Linked DNA regions of Homo sapiens: region 2 is linked to region 1. The links are chromatin contacts, found by Hi-C or POLR2A ChIA-PET in ENCODE. All regions are on one chromosome and are shown on one strand. Each heading gives the region's core, a stretch centred on a gene start or an enhancer-like site at or near the end of the contact. The rest is flanking DNA. Distances are from core to core; before and after follow the strand shown. Region 1 overlaps DIRC3 (disrupted in renal carcinoma 3). Region 2 overlaps DIRC3 (disrupted in renal carcinoma 3).

Evidence for each region. A loop is a pair of places that touch in the nucleus more often than their neighbours do. ChIA-PET counts read pairs that join two places held with the same protein, here RNA polymerase II (POLR2A). Pooled maps may share reads with other maps.
Region 2: a loop to region 1 is called in a map of ascending aorta, with 3 times the contacts of the local background. The contact joins two enhancer-like sites. A Hi-C loop is called at or near these places in 9 of 168 maps with a recorded cell type or tissue (Caco-2, MCF 10A, aorta and 5 more) and 8 of 50 pooled maps. POLR2A ChIA-PET finds 5 or more read pairs at or near these places in 2 of 52 experiments (BJ and activated CD4-positive, alpha-beta T cell).

What each region holds. Positions count from the first base shown.
Region 1 is chr2:217,651,552-217,656,039 of GRCh38, forward strand. All of the region lies in intron 2 of DIRC3 (disrupted in renal carcinoma 3), which reads right to left. Among named protein-coding and RNA genes, the nearest start is that of DIRC3, 140 kb to the right of the region's middle. Within about 2 kb of position 1,785, at least 13 of the 41 ENCODE cell types and tissues checked have a DNase peak (open chromatin) inside an H3K27ac peak, as active enhancers do; they include ascending aorta, where a contact is called at or near this core.
Region 2 is chr2:217,690,013-217,694,500 of GRCh38, forward strand. The region is part of intron 2 of DIRC3 (disrupted in renal carcinoma 3); the gene reads right to left. It also overlaps the pseudogene LOC100533848. Among named protein-coding and RNA genes, the nearest start is that of DIRC3, 98 kb to the right of the region's middle. Within about 2 kb of position 2,424, at least 6 of the 41 ENCODE cell types and tissues checked have a DNase peak (open chromatin) inside an H3K27ac peak, as active enhancers do; they include ascending aorta, where a contact is called at or near this core.

The sequences.
Region 1 (4,488 bases), core at 535-3,034:
CTTAGGGTTCCCTTTGAACATTCAATCCCTAGTTAACAATTCTTTAGGTTAAATTACCTCTGTTAAAAACCACACCAGATATTTTGTCTCATAGCTGGGTGCTGATTTATACACCAACACGTTTGGAGCTACCTGGGGTTTCTCCATCATCCCAATGGTAATGATACCACAGTATGAGCCATAGATTTCTGTCTTCCTCCGTCCAGCACCTGAGCCTTGCCTACCTTTTGCCACATGCAGAGGAGAAGCAAATCACAAAACGTGTCTCCCTGCCTCCTGCTGGCATTCAACAGACCTCACCTAGGGCTGCAAACTGGAGCTATGAAGACCCAGCAGAGTATGTTTTGTCCCCTATGCCCACAGTGGCATCGCTGGGACGACCACACATTGGAGTACCACCTCCACTCCAAGGAAAAGCAGGGGAGCCACAGAAACAAATTCTCCACTGCTGCCCTTTGAAACCATGCTTTGAAATGTCCACCCAATTTACCCCCTTTCTGATCTAAATTCTACACCAGAGTAGGGGACACATAGCCTAGAAGGAAGGGCTGCTGTGACACTGGAAGCTCCTTAAAGACCAGATTTTTTTCATATGTGTCTCCCGTCCCAAGGCACAAATATGAACTTGCATCTGAAGCTGAATAGCTCTTTAGATAACGCATGCTTGCATTTATTCTCTTTGCCTTTCGCATAGTAGACATTCAGTGAGCCTATCAGGACTGGAGTGGAATGGAATTAGATTGGGAGGAAGCTGCCAGTTGAAAAGTCACTTTTTCTAAAAAGCCTTCTCCTATTCCCCTGGAGAGAGGGAGATGCTTTTTATTCCCTTCTCTGTGTTTCCACAGCTCTTGGTGCTTCTATTTCATCCCCTGTCATGCCGAGTTGCAATTTATGTTTCCTTTCTGCCTTCCCAATATACCAAGAACCTGCCATATGCAAAGTCGCCATGTCTTTTTCATTGTTGTATCTCCAGGCCTGGTACCCGTAGGTGTTCAAAGGATAAGTAAATTAATGAACAAACCCTAGCCTAATGGAGCAGCTTTTCAATCAAAATGAATTATAGCTCTAAGTGCATTAACCTTTAGAGGTAAATAGATGAATAAGAAATGTGCTAAAGGGCACTGTAAAGGGCATCAATTTCACCCTTAGCACTGTAAAGGGCATCAATTTCACCCTTCCAATGTAGGAAAAAACCTTCCAAAGGATTCCAGATTTGAATCCTTGATTTAAATACCCCCTGAATTCAGAAGTTTATTGCCTTAGTAAAACAGTCCATTTCACTGTTAGACAGCTTTAATTATTCAAATGTTTTTCCCTCTAGTCAGCTTAAACCTTCCTTCTAATAATCCCTTTGTGGGCTCTGGTTGCAGCCTCCAGAGAAAACATTGCTAAAATACTTCTAATCCATAGCAGAGATTCTAGAAGATGCCATGGTCCTCCACCCCGGACTACTTCTGATCTGTTGCCTATGGCAAGTATCTTGTACATCACACATCCAGTGCATTTTGCTGCCCTTAGCTAGGATTATCAAATATCCATTCTAGTCCATTCTGAAGAATATCCACAAAAAACAAATCCAACCTATTTCTCTATTTTTGGTCCTAGGGCTGAAACATCTTAGATCTCAGTTCTAACTTAAATTCTTTCCTTTTTTATTTTTTTTAAGTCTCTCTATTCTTTCAGTGAAGAAAGAACTTTTTTGGCTCCTATCCACTCTGTAAAGAATAACTAAGTCCTCTCTTTTTCTCCTCCCCGAAAACATGCCCTTGGCAACCCAGCCTTCTCTTTTATGAGCTGACTCATAGGTTCTGAGTGAAAAAAGCCCTTCCTTAAACACCCTCTACTGCCACGTGTGGATGAGGCTGCAGTATCCCAGTGACCAATGGAGCCAGGAAGTCGTGGCTCTGTGAACTGTGCCAGCATGACCCAGGACACTTCATGAGTCCCTTGTGCCCAAAACGTCACCACTTGGGCAACTACGTGTGGAAGCACCACCTCCACTAGGGGCTGGAAGGACGTGAGAACCAGCAGGTCTCTCCTGGCAGACCTATTGTAGGCTCCAACCCTCCCATGCTGGCCAGCCCTGAAGAGCACCAGCCCCCATGCCATGAACTTAATTACTTTGCAAGAGGACAGTTTGTAGCTGGACTTCCTCTTTGTTCTCACAGAAAGCTGAGAGTGGGCACCAGAACAAAGGCGGGTTTTTGCAAAACACAGGCAGGAGAGAACCCATGCTGCAAATCTGGGTCTGGGTCCATGTGTGGAAGGGATTGGGGAAGCACAAGGATGGGGCTCAGAAGGAACTGAATCCCTACCTGAGTGCTCATGCAGTGCCCTACCTGAGATCCCATTAGACCCAGACATAGCTGAACTGATTTACGCAAGCTTAGAGAAAAAAGTGTCTTGAGGGCTTCTGTCTCCCATCTCCCTGATTTTAGAAGACGATTTTTTTAAAGGTATCTTCTTTTCTATTTTTTTAAAATGTAGTAAGTTGAAAGGGGTGTGAAATTTGCATTGCTCACCTGATCAAGAGCTTTAACCCTCATTATTAGAATGTTCTTTATGTCTAGCCTAAATCCCTAAAGCTACTTCATGAGGTAAGTCTATGGAGTCTCATAAGTGGTTACTGGGGCATCCTTTAATGTGATAGATCAGGACTGATGGTCCTCTCACTCCTTTGGCTCCCCCTCCTTACCTATCTGAGAAGAAATTCCTTTGGCGTATGAACTCTGTGAGGTCATGTTGAGAGGTCACCAGTATTAGCAAGGGAAAGGCTTACGTGTGGAATCTGTGCTCCACACTGAGAAACCTGAACTAGCACCACCTACTTCTACAGAGGTCTGGAGGGCTTCTCTGACTCACAGTGGCCAGGAAGGGTGGGGAGAGAGTCAGAGGGAGTGCCCCAAAGTAGGGACGAAAAGAGAAAAGGAGACAAGTGCGAGGAGGGACTCCTTGGTGCCTATCCAAGCCTGGCAATCTATGGGCTGAAAGATAATTCTGCAGGTAATATAATCTTTGTCACTACCACCCCACACCTTGGCTCTGTGTGTTTGCAGTTACACAAAATTCTTTACTTCCTGAAATGGCCGCAGCTGCTCTCTCTTCTTCAGGGCATGATACGCATATGTGTGGGTCCTTCCTGTATGTCAAGGTCACTTCCAAATCATCCTTGGTTTTCTTTCTCCAGGATGGCTCTCTATTCTTTACCTTTCATCCCAGAAGTTTTAAAGAAGGAGGAGGAAAGGAAACTCATGAATTGAATGTCTAGCGTGAACTAGGAAATGAGAGAAAGCCTTACATAAATGTTTTTCTTTCGTCCTCCTAGCCACTCTCAAAAGTAGGTGAAATTTTATCACCAGAGGGTTAACAACTTCTCTCGATGAGGAAAGTGAGGCTGGGAAATAAAACGAATGGCCCAGGGTCACAGAGCTGGCAAGTGGTCATTGTCAGATTAATCCCTGGATCTGTCAGACTCCAAAGACACAGGCTTCATGGTGCTCCACTAGCTTTGAGTCTCCTCTACCAACCCTGACCCGCTTCTATGTCCCCCACAGTCCTTTAGCTCCACCATGGATCTCAGTACCTCACTTGGATCAGAGCATACAGAGAAAACAGCTTCATGTAGCCAACGTGGCTCAAGATAACCCCTAGCTCTGGGACCAGACTTATGCATGAGACTGGAGGAAGATCCCAGGAGAAGATCAGGCATCTCAATGGAAACTTTAGCCATAGCCCCAGAGGCTCAAGGATGAGGAAGGGGCCCTACCTCATGTGATACTTGATTTTCTCTGGAAATCACTGTGTGTGGTACCCATGGCCCAACCTCCATAATTACCATAGTGTATCAGGAAGATACATTTCCCAAATGTAGTGTATTCCCAAAACTCTGTTTTCCTCTTTAAAGAATAACTGTGACTCCTAGAGAAATCTCTGGATATATGTAATGCTATGAAGACAATAACCAGGCCATAGAATCACAGACTATCAAAGCTAGACAGGATCTCAGAGTTCACCCAGCCAAACCTCCTTATTTCAGCCCTGGGAATTAATAACTCAGAAAGGAAAAGTCTCCCACAACTTAGACTGTGGCAGAAAGTGAGCTCAATCCCAAGTGTCCCAGATCAAGTGACCTAGTTAGGTTTCCTTCCAGCTCTTGGGTGCCATGGTGGCAGTAGACATAGCTGTTACAGGAAACCAGGACCAAACTCAAGCACTTTCCACTATCTGGGAATGAAGTCCTGGCTTTCTCCAAACATTGCCAGGCTTCCTCCCATGCCAGTGTCATCCTTCCCCTGGGACCCAGCCAGAGAAGATTTCTGCTCCCTTCCTGATCTCCAATGTCACAAAACCACAGCCTCAGCTTGTATTCTTCCCCACTGTTACTACACTGTCTGGGTCAAAGGAGGCAGAAAGAAGACTGCACTGGGGTAAGGCACTCAAAATGGCAGGGTGGTGAGCTCAAGGACAGAGTTAGGGCTCACAGAGTGA
Region 2 (4,488 bases), core at 1,174-3,673, 39 kb after region 1:
AGAGGATGTGCTTGGTGCCTCTCCTCTCCCCAGCTTGCCTGTCTCTATGGATAGCATCATCCTTCACACAGGTGCCCAAGACAAAGGGGCTTCATCCCTATGCCCACCCACCATCACTAAATACTCCCTGACGTTGACTCCTTTCTTATACAATGAATCACGTGTCTTCAGACCCTCCTCCCGTAACTCCGAGGGTACCATTTCCCTGCTCTCCACCCCCACACCCACCTCCCCAGTCCAGGCCACCATGGTTGCTCTCCTGGACCACCACAGTAACCCCTTACATGGTTACCCTGCCTTTAGCCTTGCTCCTCCAAGTCCTTTCTCCCCACAAAGCAGAGTGATCCATTCAAAAACGAGCATCTGATCATGCCTCTCTCTACTTAAAACTCTTCAGCATCTCTGCATTTTCTACAGAATAAAATCCAAACCTAGTCTGGTTTCAGCATGCTGTGCTCTGGCCCCTGCTGTCTCTCTGTCTTCATCTATTGCTACTTGTCATCTTGTAGTCGACTAAACAGTTTTCAGAAATGCCCTCGTCTCTCCCACCTCCAGGCCTTTGCACATACTATCCCCTCTGCCTAGAACTAGTTCCCTTTTTCTTTAGCTAATTTCTACTTGATTCAGATCACAGTTCTTAGATCTTCCAGGAGAAAACCTCCTCTGGCTTCTGCAGACCTGTTTAGAGTTCCCCTAACAGCACTCTGTTCTTCCTCTCTCAAAGCACTTATTGTAAGTGCTAGTGAAAAATTTGCTATTTTCCCAGCTAGATGTTAAGCTTTAAGAGGCTAGGTCTAACTCACATGCCCAGAAATTCCCAAAGTACTGAAGTACACGTGATAGGGTCTCAAATATTTTAAGTTTGCTAGGTCTGTCCTATATCCTGAAAATACACCAAGTACAAGGCAGGCCAGCCCTCACAGGGCTCACACTCTAAAGATAATAAACCAGTGAATCAATGCAGTTAGAGTTATGAAGAGGACCACAGAGGAAAGAAACAGAGGGCTGTCATAGAGCATTAATATTGTTTGGATGTCTTTCCCTTCCAAATCTCATGTTGAAATGTGATTCCTAATGTTGGAAGTGGGGCCTGGTGAGAGGTGATTGGATCTTGGGGGCGGATCCCTTATTAATGGCTTAGCACCATCCCCTTGGTGATAAGTGAGTTCTCACTCTGGTAATTCATATGAGAGCTGGTTGTTTAAAAGGGTGTGGCACCTCCCCCATCTCTTGCTTCCTCACTCACCATGTGACATGATTGCTCCTGCTTCGCCTTCCACCTTGAGTAAAAGCTTCCCGAAGCCTCACCAGAAGCCAAGCAGATTCTGGTGCCAAGCTTCCTGTACAGCCTGCAGGACCAATAAAACCAATACAACCTTCTTTCTTTATAAATTATCCAGTCTCAGTATTGCTTTATAGCAATGCATTGGACTAACACAAGCATATTGGGGGAGGTAGAGAGAGAACGCCTACTTTAGACATACAGTGGTCAGGGAAGGCTTCTCTGAGAAGCTGACATTGAACAGGAAGCTGAAGAATGAAAACCAGCCAGTCACGCAAAGGCCAGGGAAGTGAAGGCTCTAGGCAGGAAAAAGCCTACCATATTCTAGGGATGTCAGAAGGTTAATGTGGTTGAGCAAAGAGGAGAAATAACATAGTCTTCATTCTATCAAGCCCACATTGCCAGAAGCTTATACCACAGTGTCTTTATCGGCTGTGGTCTGAAGTCACTCTAGTGCAGTGGTTTGTTCCATCCAGTGGGAAGGGCACATGGTAACAGAGAAGCCCCCACACGGCATTGCCTTTTCTACAAAACATTTCAAAGCCCTAAGGCCCTGCCTTCCAAATCCAAATTCCAACATAGTGAGGTGAGCCTATTCTTATTAAAAATGTTCCATGTGCTAAAACTCATTAACAACCGGAAGAAGAATGAGAATGAGATTATTATCAGTCCCTTCTTGCCTGGATGGAAAAAGGGTACGATGAGAAAACAGGACTTCTACTGTCTTTCCAACCATCAAACCAAGATGTATCTCTTTGAGAACATGGGCTCTGCAGGTGTCCCTGGGATGAGTCATGCCCTTTCCAAAGATTAAGCACTGAGGCCACCCTTGACGTCATGGCAACCGAGCCACAACCACTTTATTCCTAGGCCAAGTTTGCACCTCTGCACACTAGACCTGCAATGTGCCTTGCAGTCTGCTCCTGGTTGGACTCCACCTTTTCCCTGCCCCAGAACAACACCCAGGATACATTGATTGGGAGTAACTATGGATAACAGCAGGAACGCTTGAGCCAAGGACTGTTTACATGTCCTTTGAACAACCAGTTCTCCTGCTCCACCATCAGAGCCAAAACTCCCTCCCTCCATTCCCCTCTTTCTCCAGCCCTCAGAGGCGGTCCACATTCCTAGTTTAGGCAATGCATTCTTGCTGCCCTGACACATACCACGAGAGTGGGCCAGGCAGGCTCTTGAGAGAGCCAAGCTACCCACCCAACACTTGGCTTTGGCTGAGGGCATCAAGCCAGGCCATAGCATCATAGCAGCTAAGGTCCCTTGATAAGCCACATCAGCTCAACTCTTTAAAATTGATCATGGCATTGCTGATGGAGCTGATAAGAGTTACATCAGACTATCCCTCCAAAGCCCAGATTGAATGACTACTAATTTTGATAGGCCTGGCAGTTAACACTCCCCTCACTGTGGAGGCCACTGCTAGATCCAAATCTGGAATGGGTTTCAGGGAGGGGAGGGTTGTTGATTACAGGATGAGCCATAACATAATCAGAACTTCTGGGCATGAAAAGATCTCCAAGGCAGCGTTTGGGTTCAGTTTCATCACTACTAAGTCACCACCGATCCTAGATGATTTTTGAACCAATATCTAATGTCAATGCCTTCTATGAATAGGATTCATTTATTTATTCATCTATTTCTTTAAAAGGCATATTTAGCACCTTTGTATGTCATATACTGTGCTAGATATGCAGGATAATGAGATGAATATGACATGTTTCTTGCCTTCAAAGAGCTCTGTAAAGGGTGATGCATAGGATTATTTCTTGAGAAGACAGGGCTGAAAGACCACTATATGAACCTTCTAAAGTCACTAACTACCAAAAATGTCATGACTAGCTAAGATAAGCATCCATCTGCAGGGACTGTGATGAGGATGCTGGTGGGCATATTGCTTTTATATTCCGGTTACTTATTATAATCTTAATAACTAAATTTGTGTGCTCATGATATACCAGAAATACTTCTAAATGCTCCACATGCATTATCTAATACTAACAAACCTGCATGGTATATGTTGTCATTCTCTTATTTTCACCCTGACTTTACAAATGCAGAAACTGAGGCTTAGATTGACTTATGCACCTTTTTCCTCAGAAAGACTTCCAGGAGCCCCAGCTGAAAATTGAGGAGCTAGTTTGAGCCTCTTGCTTTATGAAGTTTGTTCATTCATCTCTTTATCTCTTCCATCAGTGGCTACATTTCTCTGCCAAATGGTGGACACAAACCCGCAGACCCTAAATTGTGAGGTCATTTATTCATTCAACAAATATCTATTTTTGAATTCCCATGTGATAAGAATATGATGATGAAACAAACATAGGTTCTGCCCTCAGAATACTTTCAACCTGGTAGGGTAGATAAGAAATGCATGGAAATAAGATAGAAAACAGATCACAGGTGCTGAACTTAATGGGCTGCAGGATGCCAGCCTGATTTCCAGGCTGACATTGGCCCTTTGGTGTCCCTGTCTGGAGCTCCTAAAGCTAGATCCCTGGGCTCCAGGCCCTTAGTATGACCCACACCTTAGAGTTGCACCTTCATGCAACCCAACCTCATCCTCCAGGGCCCATGTCATCCACTTCATGGACAAGACAACACCAAAAATTTATTTGGTGTAGCTCAGTGGAACTAAAAATGTAGAGAAAAAAGAGCCAAAGGGAGAGGCAAGGAAAAGTACAGGCGCCGGAAGAACAATTGCTTGGAACTCAAAAACAATCACCAGAAAGAGAAACACAGGAAAGAACTTGACCTGGATGACCACAAATTCAGCAATAAGGAATTGAAAGATAAATATGGTGCAAACATACAGGTCTCTCCAGCATGAGAGCTTCAGAGCTCCTGGCTTGGGATCACCCTAATTTAGGCCTCTCAAAGAAACATCAAAGATTGTCAAGTTTCGGTGCCAGCATTCTTCATCCCTCTGTGGCATTCCTGTGCTGGGTTGCATTTAGCATTCAGTACTCCTGTGATAAGTCTGTGTCCCTAGACAATGTGTATGTGAGTTCTGTGCTTACTCTGGTTGCGGGGATCTTTGCTTATTACCAAGAGGTGAAAAACACCAATATCATGGCCACCTTCAGTAAAATTATTCTTCAGCAAGCTCTTGTTGTCTGAGATACAGAGAAGAATGCAACTTCTGCATAACAGTTGGTAACCAGGATACAGTGAAGATTAAAGGATAACACTAA